Regions from separate parts of the Mus musculus genome. Here all the other regions are linked to region 1. Evidence: chromatin loops called from intact Hi-C (ENCODE). Cell type or tissue: heart. All regions are shown on one strand.

Region 1 (5,000 bases):
GCATGCTCTGTGGTACCTTACTATGCCCCACTACTGCTAACTCACATTCCCCAAGCACACGGTCATCTCCTGCCAGCTCCACGCCCCGCTAGGTACAGCTACCTCGTCCTTGACACCCTTTCCTGTCCTCTGTGAAATCTGGTCCCAGGAAGCCATCCTGCCGTATGGTGCAGAAAGCAGCAAAACATTTCTTACCCTTCTCCTGCCTCTATAGTTAAACGACAAGGGAGTGTCTATGAGGACTCACAAGAGCATCAGTAAAGTACTTCCTTCCAGCGGCCATCTTCCTGAGGCACTGTTCTGAGGCCTAAGGGGTGTTTGTTTGTTTTGTTTTGTTTTTCTTTTTTTCTGTTTTTCTTTTTTCGAGACAGGGTTTCTCTGTGTAGCCCTGGCTGTCCTGGAACTCACTCTGTAGACCAGGCTGGCCTCGAACTCAGAAATCCGCCTGCCTCTGCCTCCCAAGTGCTGGGATTAAAGGCGGGCGCCACCACTGCTTGTTCACCGACATTCACCCGGTCCACAGACATGCATCGGGTGCCCGTGATGTGACAGACGTGGTTCTGGTGTGAATGGAGCAGTGAATCAACCAGTCAAAAATCTCAGCCTTTCTGGTACTTTACAGGATCCAAGCATTTCCTGTAACAAGAAATACTTTGCCTGGCCACCCCATCGTCCTCTCCGGGTTTTAGCCGGCTGCTCCCTGGTTTCTTTTCTCCGCTTTCTTCTCTTGGATAGCAAGAAGTGGAGGTTCTATTTTACAAGGTTTGGGAAATTTTCGGCTAATGTAACACTTGAGAATTCTGTCTAATTGTAAAAGTAATAATAATAATAATAATAAATGTTATATAACTCTTAGTTTACAGTTGAAGACATGGAATAAAAGGTAGAAAAGGATGCTTCCGGGGCCCCACAGCAAACTGGTAATAAAAACAAACCAGTAAGGAATATATAATTTGTTTCTTCATCAATGCCAAAACTATAGTAAAAGGCTCTGAAACTTGAGGTTAAGTTATATAAAATCACATGGGTGATATTAAAATATTAATCAAGTGGAATGAGTCATCCTGAGATAATATGTATTCTGGCAGTAAAATCTTATAAAATTACAACTGTAAAGATATTTACAATGGTAGATTTTCCTGGCTTGCCTAAAATTCAAATAATCTATTGATTTAAAATAATATCCCGTTCTCTGTAATCGCGTGGCTGAATATAAGCATCATAAAGTAGTGTTGAAGGGAGAAGTATTTATCATAAAAGTTAATATGTGTAACTGTGCAAGTATATAATTTATTAATCCACTGTGTACCTAGTAAATACTTTTGAAGCATTTTTAGATAAGTGATACTTGTGTGGGCGTATTAAATACAGATAAAGGGGGAAATTAAGGCATTTCTAACAGATGTTAAGCTTTCCCATAAATAGTTGCTTTCAAATGTGAAGGCACAAAATATCTACATTTGCTTATTTATCATTTTGTCACTCTGTCTCAATAACCTAGCTTAAATAACTTTAAATTAAAATGTATCCAGCAAAAGGAATCATGAAAAGTTTGATTGCTGACTAAACTGTTTCAGTTGAAACTCTAAACTGGGCAAGACTGATGGTGAAAACCCACAGGTGTGATGGGGCGTGTTCTGCAGTTCCCTCTGGCTCGCTGCTTCATCATGCACAGGGGCTGCGGGGAAGATCCTGTCATTCCTCTCTGATCGTTTCCAACATCTCTGTGAGCATGGGTAACTGCAGAACCAGCCTAGCTAAGCAGTGTCTCCACATTCATCTTGTCCTGACTGTTTGTTTGTTTGTTTGTTTTGTTTTGTTTTGTTTTTCGAGACAGGGTTTCTCTGTGTATCCCTGGCTCTCTGTCCTGGAACTCACTCTGTAGACCAGGCTGGCCTCGAACTCAGAAATCCGCCTGCCTCTGCCTCCCGAGTGCTGGGATTAAAGGCGCTGACTTTCTTATCCTATAGAAGTGTTGGAGACAGTAATGTTTTATATCTTTTACACTCATTGTTATGCTTAATGTTCAAGAAGAAATACTGAAATGTGTTTAAGATATTCTCCATGCCTCTCTTGACTATTCTACTGCACTATGGATTTTATAATTATTGATTTGTTTGCCATTTAACAAAGTTTAGTAAGGCATATGCCTGGCACTTTGGATTTATACATATACATTATTTTGTGACAAATCGGCCTTGACAAAATATGCATTCTCCACAAATGATTTTTTAAACAACACCACATATCAAGTTTTCCATATTAATTGAAGCTTTACTATATTATAAAGCTACTAAATCTTGTTTCAAAAATACTCAACTCATTAATCAACTCATTAATAAATATTTAAAATATAATTTTTCTAGTTTCCTAAAATATTCCATTCATGCAAAAACTGATCCATGCTTAACATTCAACATGTTTAACTAATAACATCTCGAGATTCTATAAAAATCCAAAACATGGCAAAACAAAATGTGTAGTTTTCTTTAATTCTTGGGTGGTCCGCTGCAGAAAATTTAGCTGCATATAAAGCTATAAATTACTGCTAAATCAGCTATTTGGTACAAGATAAGTTAATTTACAAAAACTTGTTTTAGTTTGTAGAGAGTCTACATATGAAAGACATTTCCAAGAAACGTCGGAGTAAAGGGGGTTGGAGTCCTATTGAAAACGAAAAAGGTTTCACTCTACGCATATCGTCGGAACACGGTATAGGCAGGGAAAGTGTGGTTCGTAAATCCATATGTTCTTAACTGGATATTCCTTACATACTTTCAGATTTTTACAATGCACCTATGTGTTCAATGCTAACACTGCAGTACAAGCTGTGAAAGAAATGTAAAGCCAGCGCCACCTACTGGAAGGCAGGTGTAGCAACCAGTCAGCTGCTTTCTAATTCTGTTGCAAACTATGCAGAAACTTGTCTCTGTTTTTAAAGTTATCCCTCTTTAAACAAACAAACACACCACTCCTGGCCTGTTAGTGTATATGGCATGTACGAGGCCCCGCATCAAGCCTGAAGAACTGCATGCTCACATGCACACACACACACACACACACGCTCATGCACACACACACATATCACACGTACACATCATACATATCTGTGTTTCTATGTATTCTTCAAAATGTTAGTATAATTAAAAATCTAGGTGAGATGAACTTGTGGAAATGGTGAGCAGAAAAATCAGAACTGTACTAGTGACAGCAACAGAGAACCAAGGGCTACCAAACCCTGGTCCTTTTCACAGTGGTTTCCTGTCTGCCTGAGAACAGGCTCTGAGCTCCTCTCGCAGAGCCCAGGGGTTTTAGAACAAGAACAATAGAAAACGAGAAACTACAAACACATTGTGTCCACAAAACTGTTTGTTTGATTGGTTGATTTGTTTGTTTCCTAGAAGACCATAGGAGGTGGTCCGGATTTTAACAGGCCTATTTTAACAGCACTAACAGAGACTGTGCTGTTCCAGTGGGTAGGCGGGGTGATTTTAAAGTAGATGTAACACCAGTTGCTGCTAATGAACTATTGTCAGTTTTAATTGAAAATGGTGCTTTTTGCTTTACAGAGATGCTGTTGTGTGCATCTGTACTCAATAAAGTACAAACATACTAATTTGCTCCACAGCTGTGACCAGATGAGCCAGAGTTCTTAATTCTCGTAGTAAGTATAAGAACTATGTATGCACCTTCAAACAACTAATAAACCAATGAACTCATACTATTTTAGAGAAAAAGGCAAATAAATTCTAGATGGTACATATGTGTGTGTGCATTTATATGTGTGTATATATATATTTATATATGTGTGTGTATGTATACATATGTGTATATGTGTATATATAGGTGTGTATGTGTATTTGTGTGTGTATATATGTGTGTGTATGTGTATATATATGTATGTATATATGTGAATATGTATATAGTGTGTGTATATATGTGTGTATATGTGTATATGTATACATGTGTGTATGTATATATGTGTGCATATATATTCGTTTAAGAAATACCAACCACCAGACGCTGTGTCACGTTCTAGAGTCGCAAGCCCCTGGTTCACTAGTTCTCCTCTCACAGAGCATGGTCTTTGTATTTCAAACCCCATTTTCGGAATGAGCCCTTGGGAGTTTTCATTTATTCACTAGAACGCTATCTTCCCAAACGACCTAGCAGTCGTGGGCTGGTTTGTTAAACAGGTCGATGAGGTGACTTCAGAGTCTCAACTGCTTCCTGTGTGCATGGTGTGAAGTGTGGCTTATCACTAGAACTAGAACTAGACCTATCTAGACAGCGCCTCTAGTTGGCCAAGAACTACCATGCTATCTGATCTAAGCCACCGCAATACCAAATTTTCCCTAGGATTAAAACTGTGCATCAAATTTTGCTGCACGATCCCTCTTCGGATAGTCCTTTCATCTTGCTTTAGTGACGAGGATTCTGGTGCTCAAGTACTACCTAGCAGACTTTCCTGTAGGTCTGGAGTAATAATTAATACTGACATTTGCGATGTAATTCACCTCCAGCCAGAAATGAAAACTGTAGCTAAGAAGAAAAACAAAGCACGGAATTCCATGATGGAACAGATTATCTAACTTTCCTTCTTCATTTTAAAGAAGAGGAGAAGGAAATCTGGGCAGGCTCACAGACATGTCCAGGGTCACACACAAGCCAAGGACAGAACTGTGGTCAAAGTTTCTGCTCCGGGCCCGGGGTGCTTTATAATACTTACAGGAGCTGTTGTGGGAAATTACCAAGAAATCCTGAGTGAGAAAAATGACCTTTAATGACAAACATGAGTGAACCATAACTCAGATGCACCTAATAAGCTCTTAGTTAAAATTATGCATTATTAAAAAAATAAGGAGAAAGGCAAGCCAGAGCTGGAAAATGATAAATCACTTCTGAGATACAGGCTTCCAGCAGGCCAGCCCATTACGATCAATCTTAGGAGCCTGTTTCAATTATTATTTCCTTTTAGCTCTGGAGTTATTTTGTATTGA
Region 2 (5,000 bases), 430 kb before region 1:
CGGCATAGCGGAGCCGCAGAGGCTTCCTCCTTCCCCGAACTGCTGGCCGTTTCAGTATGAACCAAAAGGGTGTGCAGGGGCCAACTGGCACGACTGCGCAACTAGCAGCAGGATTCTCCCGGGAGCCACAGAAGCGCGGGCACGCCTTAGGCTCAGCTCGCTGCAAAGGTTGCGTTGGGCATGCAGTCATCGGCGGGGTCTGTGCCCGCTTCCCTCTGGGCAGAGAAGACGGCTTTGGTGACAGGCTGATTACTGGGAGGGAATGAGGCTCTGTGGTTCCATGCCAGCAGCTGACCGCCCAGGGACAGGAGATGGAAATACCGATCAGCAAAAGCCACATCCAAACCTCACAGCCTGGACCTCCGAGTAGGCTGCAGAACCAGCCCTGCCAGACGCTGCCCTCAAGCCATGTCTGGGCCGAGGGAAAGGCTACAGTTGCAGGAAGGAACGAGGGAGGGTGGCTGTACCCTTACGAGCTCTGTGAAGGAGTCCCGGATATGGAGCGGATTCCCGGTTCCTTCCCCTCCCTGCCTCTCCCGTGGCCTAGGACAAGGCTGAGGTCTGGACTGTTCCAATCCTAACTGGATTGTTCAGCGGAGGATCGGTGGGAGTGGTGTTGTGTTTTGTTTTGTTTCGCTACAATTAAGGAAGATTGCTTCATAATCCTTTAAATGTTTTTAGCCAAGCGTTATTTGCATAGCCTGGCCAGCAAACACGTGATTAACACTGCAGAAAGAGAGAAGGCGAAGGGAATGACAAGGCTCTGTGACTCAGGAGGCACAAACAACAACATCTGCACCGAGGAATGAGGAACAGGGACAACTGTCTCTTGCACGAAGAGAACCCAAAACTTGCAAACTGGGAACAGGCTGGGACAAGGAGAAGCTGTGGAAATAGGTTGGAAGAGGCCATCGGTGCTCGCCTGATTCCTCCTTTTCCCTGTCTACCCTCCGAAGGCAAAGCGTTGGATGCCCGTAGCATCTTCAAAACGGGTCCACTGCCCTAGTAATACACGGCAGAGACTTGGTACCATCCCAAACTCCCAGACCAACAAGAAAACCAGCTATGTTTGTGTGGAACTGTATGGAAATTACCAAATGCAGGAGCGTGGCTTTAAAAGGAATGCTGTCATCAATATTTACTGGGTGATGTTAGATCACGCCAAACATCAGTGTGGAAAGGCTACACTACACGGAGGCAGTTAGGATTAATATCACTTCTCAGAAGTGCAATGAATGAGCTGCCACAAAGCCCCAAACCTGATGGTTTTGTTTTTGGTTTTAAAGTAAAAGAAACCTTGGCCTCAAGATTCAGAGTCTTGGAACAATGTCTTCTCATCAAGGAAAACTCATTTCATATTCTCCAATGAGAACTTGGAGATTGTCCAACTCTCAGAACTCTCAGGCTACATATTCATTCATATTTCTCCCCCAACCCCTCTGTGTGTGTGTGTGTGTGTGTGTGTATGTGTGAGCGCGCCTCTCTCTCTCTCTCTCTCTCTCCTATTTCTGGCCAGTCCTTTCATACAGCCATGTCTGACACCCTATTCAAGCCTTGGATCCTCTCTAAGCTTACATTTTCTTATCCTTAATGTTTATTAAACTTTCTATTTTCCCACTTAGTTCTGAGATGAACTATTTGAACTCAAGAGTTGAATGAGATTGTCAGCGGCGGCCTTCCTTTTAACCTTTAAATACCAAGGGCAGCTCAGGCTCTCCCAGAACAACAGTAGTAACAAGATAGTTTTCAAACCGTTTTCCTAGCTCTTTTGGAAAAAGGCAAGCAAAATAACAACAAAACCAACCAAACAAAGGGAGAACTAACTGAACCAGGAAGTCTTAGGAGTGAGGCGAGAAGGCAGTGCCACAGGACAGTGGGCAGAGGTCTTAGCAATCTGCTCTGGACTGAAATGCTCTGCGGCTGAGTCCATTTTTCCTCTGGAAAACGAATCTTCCTGGGATCTTATTCTGCAGTGACCAGGAGTGACTGTCAAAGCTCTGTGAATGGATTTCAGGATGTGTGAGTGGCACCTCCCAACTTTAGCTGGCTACTTTTTTTTGTAACCACTTGCATACTTTTGGTCAACCGCTGTAAAATAAACAGTCCTTCCCAAATGTTTTTGTTGTCTTTGACAGCGCAGCAATAATTCACTTGGAATGCTGAGGAATGGAGTCGCACTAATTGCGTTGGGAGGCTGGCTTTTATGATTTCTACTCATCAAATTGTTTTCATGTGAAGAGATTCCAGAGCATAAAACATTCTGGAGATGTGTTAAAGTTTACAGCTTCACTCCGAGTTCCCATCGAAATACCTAGATGTGGACATGTGTGTATGTGTGGACACGCACCATGTGCATAAACAAATCTATATGCACACTGAACTTATATCTGAAATGATAGTCCTCTAAGACATTTAGTGGTTTTTGTATTTGGGCTTTTGTTTCAAACTTGAGAAGTGTAGCTTCTAAATTATGGCAATTTTTATCCATGCAAATGAGGGTTTAAGTTAATATTTATTCCTCCTTGGAAAAGTCTGGAGGAAACATGTCCTAACATGCTTTATGCTTATTTAGTTAATACTCTTGGTCCATTTTCTCTGGATCATATATATATATATATATATATATATATATATATATATATATATATATATCAAGCATAATATCATTTATTCAAAAGAGCTTGACTTTCCCTTGGAGTTGGGATTATTGATATAGGTTATTGATGTAGATGTATAGAACAGAATAAATTATTCTCCTGTGTCGGGAATGAAAGGAAATAACTTGAGAAACCCCACAGACTCTGTGCACTATTACCCAGGATACTTTTGTGGAGGGCAACGTTTGCAGGAAGAGGCTGAAGTCTGGATGGTTTTGCAGTTGTATCTTCCAGCCTGAACAACATGACTGGAGCCTTACAGTTCCTGATTGGCATGGGGAAAAAAAATCTTGCACTGAATTTAAACGCAGAGGCTGGGAGACTCGCAGGCAAGTCATCACACCTGTGTTCCTTCACAGCCATCCACCCTCAATGCCTGGGCTGGCATGGGCTTCTCCAGCAGAGAGCAGTGAAGCACCACAGGAGACTGCAAGCTAGGTGCCCCACCAAAGTAGAACCAGCAGGCCTAGCAGACTCACAAAGCAATTGCATTTACAGATCTAAAAAGTAGATACCTACACACACATACAATTAATGCACTGGAATTATTACATCATCACATATATTTAGGTAGTTACCTATTAATGTCCCTTGGAAATAAGGAAGATAATTGGAAGGGAAAGAAGTGTTTTTCTGAAAGTGGCTTTCTCTTTTAATTCTGCCATCTCACAAGGCTGCCTGCCCATTTACTACAGTGTTCTCTCATTTGTATTCAGGATCACCTAATGGCTGCTCTTGACTTCCCCAGCACCTACCTTTGCAGATCTTCCTGCATCCTTTGCTGACAGCACAAGGAAACCTTGGGGGATGAATGGTAAAGCAGTGCGTACAGGACTGGAGGCAACACTGTTGCAAAAAAAGATCCATTTCTGGAAGACTAAACCTGGCTTTCAATGGCTGGAGTTCAAATGGAGGTGTGCATGGGCAGGGCATGGGAAGGCTGCTTCCAGGTGAAGTGATTTACGGCATTAAAACCGGACTTGTTTACAGTGTAACACCACACGGACTTGTTTACAGTGTAACACCACATGGACTTGTAACAATGTAACACAAAAGGGTACCTGCTACGCAAATCCCTCACTGCTAAACCGGGGTGGGGCAGTGCCTTGCCATAGGGGGCGCCTTGTAAGTAGGTTATTCTTCCAATCAACAAGCCCCATGACAGAGTATGAGTGGCACAGTTGCGCATCACTGCCTTGAACAAAAACAGCCATTGTCCCCAAAGGACGCGGGAGGCTTTCCAGTTCCTCCGATGTGGCACACATGATCTGATCTGTTACTTTTCTCAGGTGCAAAGAATGTAATCTTTTTTCCTCTTTAAAGAAAAGATATCAGGGAGGAGATCTAAAAATCCAGATGCATCATTCACTTGCTTTACTGACGTGGGAGATAAGACCATCTGAAAACATTACACACAAACTTTTGGCCAGTCCCCACGCCAAAACCGTTCTCCTCTTCCTTGTCTTTCAAAGCACTGGACTCAAACCCCAGCCTCTGTATGCAGACTGCCAAAATACAAAGTGGAGCCCGGGGCCCTACACGTCAAAGGGGAGAGGGCAACATGGCGCTGTGCCCAAAAAGCACGCTGGAGTGCTGAGCGAACGTTGCAGGAACCGGCTCACATCAAAAGTTACAGCCCTGAGTTTTAGTCTTCCCAGAGACCTGTGTCATTCGACCTTGCTTTGCAAGCCCTGCTCAGCCATTCTATCTGCTGGTCTTGAAGAAAGCCACTCCCTCCCTCTCTGCCCTCTCCAATGTCCTCTGAGGAAAACCTCCCAGCAAAAAAGAAATATCTCTGGAGGGCAGACAAAGCTTCAGCTAGACTCAGTCCACCACAGCTTCCTGCAACTTGAGGCAGAACTGCAGGAGACACAAGTCTCCCCGGGTCAGCTGCCTGCCACTTTGTCTTTTCCCAGGGGTTTGTTCAGAAAGTCTCTAACTAACTCTTTCTTTCTCCCCCAACCCTGTTTTTATGTTGTTGTTGTAGTTCTCTCTCCCTCTCCCCCACCCCCAACCCCCCCCCTCTCTCTCTCTCTTTCTTATCAGTTCAAACAAGAACAATGAATTCCTCAGGCCCACAAGAATGTGACAAGGTGTCACCAAAGGCAACCAGGAAGGTGATGTATGGCCCATACAGCTCCCATAAATCACTTCACAGCCAGAGCTACAAAGAAAAAGCCAGCCACCCATAGCTGAGTTTGAAGCCCTCAAACCCTGCTCCAGCTCCAACGTCCTTGAAGAGGCTCACCTGTATAGACACACACACACACACACACACACACACACACACACACACACACACACACACACACGCTCACACAGGCTCACCCAGGCATACACAGC
Region 3 (5,000 bases), 280 kb before region 1:
CATATCCTTTAGTAGGATATGTTCTGGCTTACTAATTTTTTTTGGCTCCACTAATTGTTGGCTTCCAACTATACCATATGTAACAAACATTAAATAGAGTATCTATTTCAAATTAGTACATTTTTTTCAATTTAATCACTTGACTTTTAAATTTTTATTTCTTGATATTTAATATTTTCCCCCATTTTCATTCACTGTTCACTTTAATAAAAATGGTTTGGTTTGGTTTGGTTTCACCCGCTGAGAAATTTCATGAAGAAATGGTGTCTATAGATGTTAAAATGTTAAAATGTTTGTTCATTAGGTGGTTTTAAATGTCTCTGGAACAACTGCATCCTTCTCATGTAGGAATGGCATATGGCCATTAGCAGATGAGTCTGGAGAAAACTGTGAGAAGATGAGCCCAGCAACCTGCACCTTTCATTACTAAGGCTCTTTGGGTGGGGACCTTCTGCCACTCCACTGATTTTTGGCTATGACACCATTAGAGGAAAGCTTCTCTTTCTTATAACATCTCTGCCTGTGTCCCAAGATGGAAATGTCAAAGCAGAAAGTATTGGACACGAAGGAACAAATCCTGCCCACCTGATAATATCAGGGAGAAAGGACCAAATGATCCAAATGCCAGCTCATCTGGCCATTCGCATTCAAACCACCACAGGTGGGGAACATCGTGCTAGGTGAAGAAATGCAACTTTACACAGTCCTGTTGGAATTGGGTCACTGGATAAATCAGGACTCTTTGGAGAAGGCCAGCCTTCAAAGGATGCTGCCACAGTATTCCTTCTTATCAATACCTGGGATCGCTTTGGTTAGCTAATACTCACACTATCCACAAAATATTCTAAATTTCAATTCCTTCCGTGATGAAAGTTCTTTTCAGGATAAAGGTGGTTAATGTGATGATGGATCTAGGGTAATCAAAACAACCCTATAAAGTCTAATGCTTTTTAAAAAATATCACCCCCTGTCATTCTTACTACAGTTTCCATCTGTATACCTGGTCTCCCGGCCCCCAAACTCAAATACTGAACAATGGTCTCCAGCACAGAATCGTTCTGAGGCGGGGCCTTCAAGAGGTGGTTAGATCACAGGACTTTTACTCCATGAATGCATTCATTCATTTGTGGGGTTATAATTTAGTGAGCTCCTGGGAGACTGTAGAAAGCTTAGGAACTGGAGCCTAATTGGAGAAAGTGTACCAGTGGGGTTGGGTCTTGGGAAAGGGGTCTACTCTTTATTACACCTGGCCCTTTCCTTTTCTCTCCCCCCACTTTCCTTCCCAACTTCAGTAAAGTGGGCAAACTTCACCGTGTTCTGCCTCACTCTGGGCTTGGAAACACAGGAGCCAAACAGCCATAGACTGTAAATGGTTTTGCCTAGGTATTTGTCACAACAACAGAAGGATAACAGAACCCTAAAATAAGGCGCAGAGGTAACCGAAGTCATCCACCTATAACATAATACCTGTTAGAAGAGGGACAACCAAGAGAAAACAACGTAATAAAAATCACGTGTGCCTCCATATGTAAATACACAGACAGAGAGATACTGAAGACACAACACAGTGGTTATACGCTTGCACTTACTCAGAGTGAGTAAGTGCAGTCCAGGAGGCCACAAGTCATCCTGTACCAGATGCTTGGTGAAATGAGACAGGAGAGTAGGCATGGGTACAAGGACCAAAGGAACTGATCGCTGGCAGAGCATCCACATGCTGGGCAGCGTGGTCTCCGATAGTCAGAAGATGGAAGTCTTCTGATTCCAGTATGGAAAAAATGTCAATGAAAAATAAATTCCAAGTCTGGAAATACTCTTGCAAGTGAGCTGGTCCGTGTTTATAACTGTAATGTCAAAATAATTCTCAATGTTATGACATGGATTAGGGAGGCAACAAAATATCAAAGAAAAATGTCCCATCTTTTAAGACACGCAAGCCTTAGATCTCTCTTAGGATGTATTTCTGTGACATCTACAGATGCAGACAAATAGGTTTTACAGTCCAGCTGAATCAAGACTGAGTGGAGCCTGGTAGCTGTGGGCATCACTTTCCAAAATGCAAATGGGTCTCACTGGGAAGGATCTTAACAAAGCCAAGCTATCTTTCTTTTGCTTTTTGGTTGGTTGTTACTCTGAAATTTCAGCATATTTTAAGAGTGTTTTAAATACTTTGTGTCTCTATGTGAAGTAACATTTAGGGTTAGGCTCAAGTAGTTGCAGACAATTTTTCTTTTATATGACTGTTTGCGGGGGCCGGGGGGTTGTCTAAAGAGTGAAGATTTGACCTCCTTTTAGAGTTTATTTACTCTGCCTTTTAAGGCATGTAGCAATCCCACTCTGTGAAAGGCTAAGGAGTATGCCTTGCAAGTGTGGAAGCTAGTGTACCCAAGCATTTCTGAAAAGGCCTCTAGGGGGCAGTACCACCACTACTGAGAACCAACAAGATGGATGCTTTTAGTAGTGTTACCATAGGCTGATTTCTACCAGCTTCTCTTGTTTCTTTTTTATTTTAATTTTTATTTGTTTATTTATTTATATTTGGTTTTTCGAAACAGGATTTCTCTGTGTAGCCCTGGCTGTCCTGTAACTCACTCTGTAGACCAGGCTGGCCTCAAACTCAGAAATCTGCCTGCCTCTGCCTCCCAAGTGCTGGGATTAAAGGCATGTGCCACCACAGCCTAGTGCCTCACTTGTTTTTTGGTTGCCTAGAAACTAACCCATTGATTCCTATCCTGTCTGAGACCCTCGTGTGAGATTACTGGCTCTCTTGAGTGGCCTTCAAGAGCAATGTGTGAAGTAGAGGCCCTGGCACCAAGTTGGAGAAGATCTCTCTCTTCATGAGATCTGGAGAACTAAGCCAGGAGACAGACAGGCTGTCTTCGAAGCAGAGCCAAAGCAGCTTGTTCCTGAACAAGTGTGGGACAAGTGCAGAGAGAAAGAGCCTATTGCAAGACTCTAAAAGGAAGCAGTGTTCTCCAGCCTCTGATGTGCCTTATAGCAAGTAATAATTTCAGAGTCATTCAGAAAGATAAAAGTCTACTGTTGGAGCCTTGTGTGCTAAGTTGGTATGTTGAGTTCAAGTGAAAGAGAACCTGTGGTTGTTTGAGTAACTCTTGAGTTTAATCTGGAAAAGTAGGCTCTGACTGCACGGAATGTTGAAGAACTGGGTAAAACAGAAGAAATGGAACCCAGCTGGGTGGGTGGTAAGAGGGGGGAGGGGTGAAGTAGAAACTGTCATTTGTCAAGAACAAAGTTGAGTATGGTGATATATTCGAGCCTATAATGTACAAAGTATTTGAGTTCTTATTAGTTTTCACTCTCTAAGTAAATCACGGGAACTAAGGCTTAATTCTTAGTGTCCCAAACAGAGGGCAAGCAGATCAAAATTTCCAGGTTTTATTTTCAGTAAGTAAAATGTTGGGGAACGGTCTAAAGTATTCCAGATGGAACGTGACTTGAAGCGGGAGGGCAGGAAGGAGGGAGAAGGGTGCGCTGTTTCTCACCTTGACTTTACATCTGTTATTACTTTCTTATTTTCCTGAAATACCAGACTTGTCTCCACAAAAACAATCCCCTCTTCATGCACACTGCTCCCGAAGTTTCCCCTCCAAGAACACAAAGAAAGCAGAAGCAGACATGTAAGATTCCTTTGTTTCTAAACCTATCACTAGGATTGATTTTATTTGAGCGAGAGTTATCCTAAACTTCAATATCGCCTTATTTTTCAACAGAGCAATCATATCACTGCTTAAAGAAAGGGGTGTGATGTCAGGGTGTTTCAGTATAAACAACAACAACAACAACAAATCTCATTTTATGTTAAGGAAACCTTACACTTCACAAGCAGCACAATAGGACTTGTGCTGAACACTCTTTTCAGGCAAGATGCAGTAAGGAACCCATTTATTTTTTATTTATTTATTTTTTTAAATATTTTTTTCTTTTTTTTTAAGATTTATTTATTTATTATATGTAAGTACACTGTAGCTGTCTTCAGACACTCAAGGAGAGGGCATCAGATTTTGTTGCGCATGGTTGTGAGCCACCACGTGGTTGCTGGGATTTGAACTCGGGACCTTCGGAAGAGCAGTCGGTGCTCTTAACCACTGAGTCATCTCGCCAGCCCAGGAACCCATTTATAAAACCTAGAAGACATCATTATTTCAATGTGTGTGTGTGTGTGTGTGTGTGTGTGTGTGAGAGAGAGAGAGAGAGAGAGAGAGAGAGAGAGAGAGAGAGAGAGAGAGAGTCAAAGAGACAGAGAGAGAGAGACAGAGAGAATGCAAAGAAACAGAAATGCTTTTAAAATGAAAAGTTAAAAAAAAAAAATCTGGGAAGCCATGCTTGCTGGAAAAACATTCTGTGGTCTCTTTGTTGGTTTGCTCGTGTGTTAGACTTAGAAAAGGTATTTTTAGTCTCTGGAGATGTTAGCCAGGCAAAGATGAGGTTTCCCATAGTGAGGCTTCCTGATGGCCAGACAGCGTTAGACAAGACCCATGATGCTATGACCCAAGTACAATAGCTACTAAGGTCTGTTTCACCTGGGTGATAACTAGCAAAACATTGTTTTTACACCACATGGGCCCATTCTCACTGTCTCCCATGTCCCTCCACACAAGCGGAAAGCTAGGTTAACCCACAGGAACGAGAAAGCCTTGTATACTTAATAAAAACCATGATTGGAAAGATGGTTTAAGAAAAGAAGAAGAAGAAGAAGAAGAAGAAGAAAAAAAGACCCTAACCAGGTTGGATAAATTAAAGCTATCCTTGCTATTTTGGAAATGTACTGTGTTTTCCTTTCCCTTAACTACAACTCAGCAAGCAGGCACACAGGGTGCTGATCTAAGCACCATGCCTCAGGCTGGGGAGAAGTCATTTATCACCCTAGGCCCTGGACCTCACTGCTTGCGTCTCCATAGACCCAATAAATCACAACTGTGTAACTGGACTTGCGTTTCTCAGTGTGCTTGTACATGCTGTTGTTGCCTTCTTTACTGGGG
Region 4 (5,000 bases), 120 kb before region 1:
CATCTCTAACCTGAGTCTTGTCTCTCCCATCAGTGGTTCTCAACCTTCCTAGAGCCTCAACCCTTTGATACAGTTCCTCATGGTATGGTGACTCCCAACTGTAAAATTATTCCATTGATACTTGGTAACTACAAATTTTCTACTGTTAAAACGTGTCATGTAAATATCTGATATGTAACCCAGGTGGTCACAACCCACAGGTTGAGAACTACTGCTCTAATTACTTCACATTGTCTCTCTGCAATAACGTCTGTGCCCTCGGCAACCCTGAATTCTTTAGTCAGTTCATCCGCACGGCCCAATCCTCAACCAGAATAGACTGCCTCTGGCTCTGAGTAGTGGCACGACATTGTCCACAGAGGCTCCATACATTACAACCTGATGCACTATTGTCCCCTCCCTTAAGAGTTAATCTGGCAGAGCGCATCAGTTATTCACCCTGCCACTTCCAGGGAAGCTGATTTGTCTAAAGACCTGCAAGAGGGCTGGAGAGATGGCTCAGCGGGAACACTGATTGCTCTTTCACAGGTTCTGAGTTCAGTTCCCAGCAACCACATTGGTGGCTCACAACCATCTGTGATGGGATCCGAGGCCCTCTTCTGGTGTGTCTAAAGACAGCAACAGTGTACTCACATACATAAAATAAATAATTCTTAAAAAAAAAAAAAGATATGCGAGAACATGGGAGGAATGACCACCCCCTTCATGTGATAACTTACTTCTTCCTCCTCCCAGAATGCCCTCTGCTGATGCAGCCACTTGCATAGCTTTGCAGAACCTGCCTACTCTACGGCCCAGAAACCTCAGTATGCTTTCAGTGACACACTGGACTTTCCCATCTCTTCCCTGAAGCTTGCCTGCTCCTTCTACCAAGCTGCTGCTTGGCTGTCTACTGCTGAAAATGGCAGGGTCCTTGCCTCTTAACTCAAAAGACATGTCTCGCCTCCCTCTCTCCCTCTTTCTTCCTCTCTTCCTCTCTGTCTCTCTGTGTGTCCCTCTCTCTCTGTCTCTCTCTCTCTCTCTGTTTCTCTCTGTGTGTCTCTGTCTCTCTTTTTCTCTGTCTCTCTCTTCCTCCCCTCTTGGCAGCTGCCAAAACTTACAGTTTGTCTACTCTGTTTCTTTTCTCTCAAACTCTAATAAACTTGTCCCAGAGTTTCCTTGGAGTCCATTTCTAAAGTCTTTTATTAACAAGAGTAAAAACCCCCAAGGAGGGAACCCCCAGTTATCCCAGAAACAATAATGCTAGATCCAAGAAAAGGGAGCTCTCAGGGTTCCCGCCTTTCACACAGCTGACCCAAACCAAATAGTTATTTGCCAGTCGCTCAACCATCTTACACCAAACACCTCAATTCCTCCCTCAGCAGCCCATCAGGTGGGTGCTTCGACCTCGGTCTAAGCTCCTGGCACCCCTCTTTCTTCTGGCCACTCATTTGATTGCCCTCTGCATTGCTCCTTTGAGGTCTGCCGGCAGGGTTTTAGAGAGAGTGTGTGCCTCTGCCCGAGGTAACAGGATTTAGCTTTGTGTGATAGGAAGCCCGGCGCCCGCCATGTGCTGGAGTGTGGATGCTCTTTGTTAAGCTCCCGGGGTCTGGAAGGAAGCAGCTATGCTCTTGTTTAATTCCATATGAGCGGCTTTTTTATTTTTACAAATAGTCCTCTTGCTGTTAGGGAGAGTGAGGGGCATAAATCATCATGTCTTTGGCAGCCAGGATTTCGTGAGCATGGTCCTCATTAAAGTCTTTAGTTGCAGGGTTCCTGGAGACCTTGCTTTGATACCAAAAAAACATCAAACTGAAGCGCCACGGTGGGGGGGGGGGTGGCATGGAGAGGAAGGGGTGGAAACTCGGGAGGACCTCAGAATTGCTGTTGGGAAGCAGCGGGGAAATACTAGGCAGCTACCAAAAAAAAAAAAAAAAAAAAAAGTAAAAATTGCAGGAGTTATATAGCTCCTTGCTGCAGAGTCCAATCAGCACCCCCCCACACACACACCCGCCAGTCCCCCCCCCCCAAAAAAAAACCCACAAAGGCACAGAAAGCTACAGCAGCCAGAAGAACGGTCGCTGGAGATGGTGAGGGAGGGGTTGGGGGGAGGAGAAAAGTTCTCGGAGCTTTTCCCTCTCCAGACCTCTGCCCAGCAGGCCTTGGACCTCAAGGAACTAACCTTTTCCTAAGGCCTGATCTCCCCGCTGGGAGGGAATCCAATCCCCGGGCAAAGGTCGCCCGGAATAGCGCTGTGCTGCTGGCTGCGCTGTTCATTCACAAAATGAGCTCCTTTGTGATAAAGTGGGGAGAGCAGCCCGCTTGTGTGCATTCCAGGCTGGTGGTAGGAGAGCCGCCAATAGCCGCCCAGGCAGTGGGAACTCTGGCACTAGCAGCTCCTTTTTCAGAGTCGTAGCGGCCCTTCGGAGCCCCGCGCCTCCAATTCCAAGAAATCAAAGCATGTTTTAAATGTGGGGGTGGGGGGGGGTAGTGTTTGGTGGTGGCAGTTTCAAGGAACCCAGCAGTGACTGTTTTTGAAAAGTGAAAATCCTGGCTGAATCCATCTATTTTGACTGGAAGTCACAAAAATGTACCAGGCAAAGGGCCAGGCACAAGGAGCCATTCTTAAAAATCGCCCCATGGACCGGAGGAAAACCCCTTTGAGTTTTAGGTTTTTTGGTTTTGGTTTTGGTTTTGGTTTGGTTTTTGGTGTTTGATTTTTGGTGTTTAATTTTTCGGAGCAGGGTTTCTCTGTGTAGCCCTGGCTGTCCTGGAACTCACTCTGTAGACCAGGCTGACCTTGAACTCAGAAATCTGCCTGCCTCTGCCCCCCAAGTGCATGTGCCACCACTGCCTGGACCCCTTTGAGTTTTGTGTTTGGTTAAACCAAGATGAGCTGCTTCCAGAGCAGAGAGATTCATTCCTGCTGGAGCCTGTATCCTCATGTCAGTACTAAAGACACACACCAGTTGGTCTTCCCTGCCTGACCAGGCAATACTTTTTCTTTATGCAGACAAGCAATAGTCAATGTCTTTTTAAAGGCCTGAAAGAGGGAGTGTTAGCCAAAGTCACAGGGGAAAGGACAGGGCAGTGACAGAGGAGTCACCCAAGTTCAGCTTTCTGTGGCAGTGTCTGCTGATCCTGGCAGCCCTGTCCTCCCTAGTCACTTCCCAGGGAACTTACAGCCCAGCTTGTCCATTCTCCATTCCTATGTATAAACTGGCATTGCAGGGATCTACACACAACGTAAATCCTCAGTGTCATTTGGGAAACGTGTTACACTTGAAAACCAGTTTGAACATGTGTGCTCGTGCACAGACACACAGAGGGGGTGAGGGGGCAGTCTGGATTATATAGGGAGAAACCTCAGAGGGAAGGGCAGCCCAGCCCCTGGGTTAAAAAGTTCAAGGTTGGGGTCAAGGTGTGCCAGGAAGGGACTGAGGGACTCTGGGAGACCCTGGAGACCAGGTCTGCTCCATTGTGTAAAATATGTACCTCGACTCCTTGTCCCAGGGTCCGAAACCAAAGGACGACCAATTTCTCAAGTCTTTATCTGCGTATAGACTATGCAGGAACTAGCAATATGTGGATGTACGTATGTGTGAGTCTCGTTACCTTCCACCCTTCACAGAGGTCACCAACAATGGGAAGTGGCGATTGCTCCTGGTTCTGAAGGCAGACCTCAGAACTCTTGTCCTTGTATTTCATTTGTGCCTTGGATTGCTGGTTTATCAAAGGGTGTCTGTACAGCAGGACCTCGTAGACTGGAACACCCAGCAGTCTGATGCTTGTACGTCCTATCATACAGCACCATCAGAGAGTCGATCAAGTGCCTAATCTTTCCATCAAGAAAGAAAGAAAGAAAGAAAGAAAGAAAGAAAGAAAGAAAGAAAGAAGGAAAGAAGGAAGGAAGGAAGGAAGGAAGAAAGAAAGAAAGAAAGAAAGAAAGAAAGAAAGAAAGAAAGAAAGAAAGAAGAAAAGAAAACACGCTTGAAAGAGAGCCTAAAGTAAACTGAACCTGCACAAACCCTGCGTGCACAAGATCCAAGATCCGTGTGGAACTCAGAACTCTGACGTCCCACTGCCTTCCTGCAGGAGAATCCCAGGCCTGTCACACTTTCGACTGAACTTGGATCAAGTTCCCTATCAGCATTGTATTCAGGACTGCTTGTTTATGAGATATGGATACATTTCTAAAATCCCCCCCAATAAAGGGAAAGAAGAAAGACAGCGGGGTTCATGAGAGTTCTCAATTTCAGGGGTTAAAAACTTGCTTTACCGTGGCAGTGGAGGCACATAGCTTTAATGTCTGAATTTGGGAAGCAGAGCCAGGTTGGTCACTGTGAGCTCAAGACCAAGTTGTCCTTACAGCCAAAGCTACGTAGCAAGACTCTACTGCAAAAATAAACAAACAAATAAATATTAATCACAAGCCATTTCTGTGTGTGGCTAAGTAGTGTGTCCAATGGGCATTGCACATGCTCAGTGGATGTTAGTCACTATGATCTTGTTGGATTTGTTGTTTGCTTCACTTGAAAAGCAAATATCTCTGGATATAGAGTATTGTTTCCAAGACTGGACTGTGCAGCGGTAGCTGGCTGTCAGTTATGTAGCTGGTTGTTGGGGATCCAGATTGTAAATACATAGTTGCAAATCCATAGCTTGAACACAAATGAGAAAGAACGCCAAACATGACAAGGAATACCTTTACAGAGGCCATGAGAGGGACATCCTTGGCCACACAGTGGAAAATGGTTCTCAGAAAGGACCACTGAGTCCAAGCAATAAATCTTACGATGAACAAAAACAAAACGGTGTCATCTTCATAATAAAAACAATGATAAAATACCATGAATTGTGCGTCAGACTTTCCAATTCAGGATGCATTCTGAAACAAACAAACAAACCAAAAACCCCACGAAAACCCCCCAAAAAAACCTTCTCCCCAAAGCTAGAATGAGATTTGAAAGCTTCATCCTTACAGGAAACAAACAAACAAACAAACAAAAACCTAGAGATCA
Region 5 (5,000 bases), 620 kb before region 1:
GCTGGGCTCCAGAACCGGATCCGATCCCACTTCAAGGGAGCGGTAAAGCCTGGGACACTACAGGACTTGGAGCTCTTCGGATGCAGCCTTACCTCTCAAGTGAGGAAACTCATGGTTCCTTATAGAGTTAAATTAAGGTCAGACCTGGTTTCCGACACGAAGTTCAGATGTATTGGCAGGTCCCCATGCTTGCATTTATTATACTGTAATTTGGGGCTTAAAGAGCTATATGCAGTCCATCCCCAACATCTGGATAGTGTTTATAACGATCACATTTGATCCTAATGTAATTTTGTTGGGGAATTCACTAGAATTCCTCTGTTGGCTACATTACAACTAGACATGAGATCTGCTAAAATATTACCAAAAGTGAATGAATATCCACAGAGACTCCAAAACATAGCTCCATTTCAACCTTCCTATCTTTCCCCAGCCTCTGGCTGCTAACCCATCATCTCATCTCTCTGGGCCTTCTTGCCTCCATTGATAAAATGAGAGCGACCCCTTCAGCAGCGGCCAATGTTTGTCCAGGGTTGTTGTTGTTGTTTGTTTGTTTGTTTTTTCCTTAAAGAGCAGAGGAGGCAAAAAAACAAAACAAAACAAAACAAAACAAAAACAAAAACAAAAAAACAAAAAACAGCCACCTTTCAAAGGTAGTGACAGCGCATGCGCAGCCACAAGGGGACCATCACAGACCTTGCTGATGGGGGTTGGCATGAGCTTGATGGAGATTTTTCTCCCCTTCATTTTCATTTTGATTTAGGCGCTATTCCTTGGGGTCAGGAAGAAGTTATTTGGGAAGTCGAGCCAAAGGATTGGGTTTAAACCGCCTGCCCCATCAATGGAAGCCTCAGATGAATCAAGTCTAACCTTCTAAGGGCTGTAAAGGGAGCCTTTAATTATATGAGATTGGCAAGGGGGACCTTTGGGACGCTCAGCGAGGCAGCAGCAGGACCTCCCAGCCCTGCCCGCAGCGGGGAGATTATTAGCATATTTTATGTACCCTTCCCATGAAATAATCTTAACATTCAAAAAGAGACAGATGGGAAGAAAGAAAGACAGATAGGAAGGACAGAGACTCTAACGGTCTTTAGAGAGGGGAAATTATTTCATTAAAAGTAAAGAGCATATGCTCTTCTGATGCATAGCATGTGCAAGCCTATGCAAATTAGCAAATAGCGGTGCACTCTGAGTAATTTTCATTTCCTTCCCAGCCTGTGACGAGGAATATTCCTTTTAATCAGATTAGATGACATCCTCCTCAAACTTGTGGGGGTTTCAACTTAATTTACCATGCTAAGTAGTTAGGATAATTTGAAATAAAGCAATCAGTGGGCTGAAAAGAATGAAGCCAAACCTTATTTCTGTCTTTATGATGAGGGGCTTCCTGGCTGCCTGAGCCCCACAGGGCTTCTCTCTTGTCCTCTCCTCTCCCTGAACCCCCAGTACCCCAACCTCAGCTGCGTCTCCAATGACCAGTTGCCTTCTTTGATGGCACCTACTTGAATCTGTTTCCCATCGTTGGAGCTTGTCTGAAATGCTGCATTCCACCAGGCCTGCCCGAGACCTTTGGAATTTATGGCCCTGCCTCCAGAAGTGATGGAAAGTTGAATTCACACTCCTTAAAAACCATTTCCCCCAGAGAGGGTCCTACACTGCTGAAGGGATCTTTGCCGTGGCCTGCAGGGACCTCCAGATACAACAGCAACATTCCTTCTCGAGACCTGGATGCAACAGGCGTTTGCAGGAAGGCAACAGCAGGAGAGACCTACCTGAAGGACTCAGCCGTTTATCAGTGATGTGCAGACAGGAGCAGTGTCAGCCTTTGGAAGGACCCAGAAGTCTGTTTGGAGGCATTTCTCACAGTCCTGTAGGCCACGGTCCCTTCTCCCCACAACCCCCTAATTCTCTATTGTCTTGAAGTCAGCAGGGAGTCTGGGCGGTAATACCTGTAAATGCCCCACAGATGGCAGTAAAGGGTCTTGAGGAAGCAATTACTAAAACTGCATCAAGTTTCAGTTTGGACTAGAAGCAGCTAGTTGGCTTCTTCTTTCACAGCCCTCTGTTTTATGGGTGGTAGGGGGAAGGGGAAGGTTTTAATTGCTTAAACTAATTCCCTACAAAGTATTAGCAGATGAGATGTAAATATCAGCCATATTTAAACTGCTAGGGATGCCCTAGCCACCAAGACATAGAAGAGGGAAATTTAACGGTGCACTTTCAAGTATTAAAGCAGAATTCACTTTCTTCCTCTTTTTTCTCTTCCCCCCCCCCCTTCTTCTTCTTCTTCTTCTTCTTCTTCTTCTTCTTCTTCTTCTTCTTCTTCTTCTTCTTCTTCTTCTTCTTCTTCTTCTTCTTCTTCTTCTTCTTCTTCTCCCTCTCCTCCTCCTCCTTCCTCCTTCTCCTCCTCTCCCCTTCCCTGTCTTCTTCCTCCTCCTCCTCTTTCTCCTTCCTCCTTCTCCTCTTCCTTCTCCTCCCCTTCTCCTCTTCCCCCTCTTCCCCCTCCTCCTTCTCTTCCTCCTGACACCGCCATACAGGGTTTGCAGTGGGTTCTGGTTACCAAAGCTCAGGTCCTCTTGCTTCCAATCTTGACACTTTACCTGCTGAGATAGTTCCTTTCTATTTAACATGCAAAAGTACACATGATGAACTCAGATACATATGACGTTTCTCTCCTTCCATACCAAACCCTGACCACTTTCTCATATACGATCAACTACAGGTTCTTGAATGTTCTTTTATAAATAGTTTGGACTTTTATAAATGAGTTCTTTTTTTTTCCCCCCCTTCCAATTGGAAGTGGTTGACAATGGTTCCTTGTTTGTTTGTTTGTTTTGAAGAGTTGTTTTTTATGTGTGTTGGTGTTTTTCCTGCACGGGTGTCTGTGTAGTCCAAGAATCAAATGCCTGCAGAGGCCAGAAGAGGGCATCAGAATCGCTGGATCTGGAGTTACGGGTGGTTGCGTGCACAGTGTGGGTGCTGGGAATTGAATCTGGGTCTCTGCAAGAGGAGGCAGTGGGCTGACATCCTGAGTCAGCTCTCTCCCCCCCCCCCCCCATAATGTTTCTTAAACTGAAGTAAGTAACTGCAGCCGCCTCAGACCTGGGAATACTTGCTATGGAACACACCATGGCTTTATTTAATTGAAATCAAGTGGTTTAACTTAAATGTAGGTGAGTGAGACCAACCTTACAGAGATTATCTCTAAGTGTAGCCAGCTTTCAAAAAAAAAACTTCTTTATAAACAAACGCCCCACACCTGGATCAACATATGGCCTCCCAGAGAGACTTAATTATCAGGTACAATTTTCAAAAATTTTGTTTTGTTCTTTAAAAATAGTCACTGTCACTTCCAATATATGTCTCCCAGCTGCCCCACCACCACACACACATTAAACTAAAACCGAAGGTTACAAAAGACAGATACCAGAATCTGAGGATATTCAAGAGAAGTTAAATAGTGCACAATGAAGCAGCCTGTGTAGCCTTGTCCACACCTCAGTCAGACTTCCTTCAGGTAGTGAGATGGGCCAAGAGGAACCGTTCCAGCAGGACTAGGAAAATAATTGAGAAGAGAAAAGGAAAGGTTGACAGAGAATGGGTTCTAGCACCTCCGTAGGGAAATTTTGCTCCAGTCCGGCCAACTTCAAGTTCTTTGGATTTAAAAAATATATATCACGTATCCCTGGTGTGAGTAGTTGTGTGTCTTCTCTGTTGATGCCTTGTTAAGATGCATTACAATTCTCAAAAATACTTCCAGAGTTGTACAAAATATGGAGCTTATATTCTACCACATTGGGGAACTATTCTGTGCTTTTGTAGATGCTGCGGTATGAGAGGAAGGACTGGGGGGGTCGGAGAGGGGGGACAAAGGGCAAAGAAATAAGAGAGGCACAGAGAGAAACACAAACTCTTCCCTGGATTCCCAGATACCTGTGGCACCCAGCCCTGTCTGGGAACTTCCACAATGTCCATGAGTTATTCGTGGTGATCACGCTTTCAAATAGTCTACATATTCTCATTGTATTTTCTCATCATACGCCATCTATTCAAATAAGAAATGTGTTGGATACCTGTAGACTGTATAGAACACCTGTACCTTTTTTGAGGATGGTGATTTTTATCCCTACATTTATGCTAGTCACCAAATTCTTCCCTATTTTTGAGACATCCCCCAGCCCCACCCCCCTTTTCGAAAGCAGGCGTTTGCTCTGGGAGCCTGGTTACCTTCAGGCTGGCAATGTCCAGCTTCACTGACTTTACTGTCTGTAAAGTTCCTCCTTCCTGGTCCCACTCATGTGTCTCCCTGTGTCTTAAAGAAGTGATGCCAGCTTCCTGGATGCCGGAGGTCTCAGACCTCAGGAACAATGGCACCAAGACCTACAGGAGATGTTGATCTTCACTTAACTTGAAGCAGGAGCTACCAGGATAAAGGAGCTACTTACCAATGTCTACAGATTCCTTCATTTGAATTTAAAACACACTAGATCACCGAAAGAATCCCGTGAATACCTCTGCAGAGCCTGACGTTTGAAAAATCTCACCTCGAGGAACAACCATTCCCACGCATATTCCCAAAGCTACCCAAGGAAAACACCACAAAAGCAGCTTCCGGAATGTTTCAAACACGGCTATGCGTTCATCTTGAGACGTAAAACCCAAATCGTAGATGAGCAGGTTGAAAAGAAAAAGGAAACTCCTGATTATTGATCATCTGATCAACGTCCGCTCTTTTACCACCTCGTTCACCATCCAAACCAAATGGCTAAAGCCCTTTTCTATCACTAATCACAAACTCTGGGCAGTTCAGTCCCCAACCCCCACCCACAAGCTCCCAGAGAAAGTGACTGGACTTCGCAAAGATATATTCCTACTTGCCAAAGTTCAAACTTAACAAAGGATTTGTAAGAGAGATAGATGCAAAGGCGCCATCTACTTCACCCAGATAGCGCATTCACACCCTCTCAGTTCCCCAACCACAAACACACTCGGAGGCACCT

What was found. Peaks named below come from ENCODE experiments on the same cell type or tissue, not always from the same donor. Only the 100,000 strongest peaks of a DNase experiment are listed, where the experiment ranks them.
Region 2: it touches region 1 in a loop (3-fold over the local background); 7 of 42 quality-filtered maps call a loop at or near these places.
Region 3: a loop joins it to region 1, with 7 times the contacts of the local background. A loop is called at or near these places in 20 of 42 quality-filtered maps.
Region 4: it touches region 1 in a loop (2.0-fold over the local background); 3 of 42 quality-filtered maps call a loop at or near these places.
Region 5: it touches region 1 in a loop (4-fold over the local background); 23 of 42 quality-filtered maps call a loop at or near these places.

The regions. Positions count from the first base shown.
Region 1 is chr10:120,861,794-120,866,793 of GRCm38, forward strand. All of the region lies in intron 2 of Msrb3 (methionine sulfoxide reductase B3), which reads right to left. Gm15910 (predicted gene 15910) reads left to right here. Exons shown (of 3, transcript NR_038023.1): 3 at 1-1,535. Among named protein-coding and RNA genes, the nearest start is that of Gm15910, 6.7 kb to the left of the region's middle. In heart, a CTCF peak has its summit at 2,854 (motif pointing left); no DNase peak of the experiment used is centred here.
Region 2 is chr10:120,428,578-120,433,577 of GRCm38, forward strand. The region is part of intron 3 of Hmga2 (high mobility group AT-hook 2); the gene reads right to left. Among named protein-coding and RNA genes, the nearest start is that of Mir763, 17 kb to the right of the region's middle. In heart, a CTCF peak has its summit at 3,060 (motif pointing right); DNase peaks (open chromatin) are centred at 44 and 564; H3K4me3 peaks cover 576 bases; H3K27ac peaks cover 2,672 bases.
Region 3 is chr10:120,584,964-120,589,963 of GRCm38, forward strand. No RefSeq gene overlaps it. Among named protein-coding and RNA genes, the nearest start is that of 4930471E19Rik, 49 kb to the right of the region's middle. In heart, a CTCF peak has its summit at 2,410 (motif pointing right); no DNase peak of the experiment used is centred here; H3K27ac peaks cover 394 bases.
Region 4 is chr10:120,743,050-120,748,049 of GRCm38, forward strand. No RefSeq gene overlaps it. Among named protein-coding and RNA genes, the nearest start is that of Gm35182, 6.9 kb to the right of the region's middle. In heart, a CTCF peak has its summit at 2,212; a DNase peak (open chromatin) is centred at 2,262; H3K4me3 peaks cover 1,280 bases; H3K27ac peaks cover 3,029 bases.
Region 5 is chr10:120,245,647-120,250,646 of GRCm38, forward strand. No RefSeq gene overlaps it. Among named protein-coding and RNA genes, the nearest start is that of Llph, 21 kb to the left of the region's middle. In heart, a CTCF peak has its summit at 1,955; no DNase peak of the experiment used is centred here; H3K27ac peaks cover 786 bases.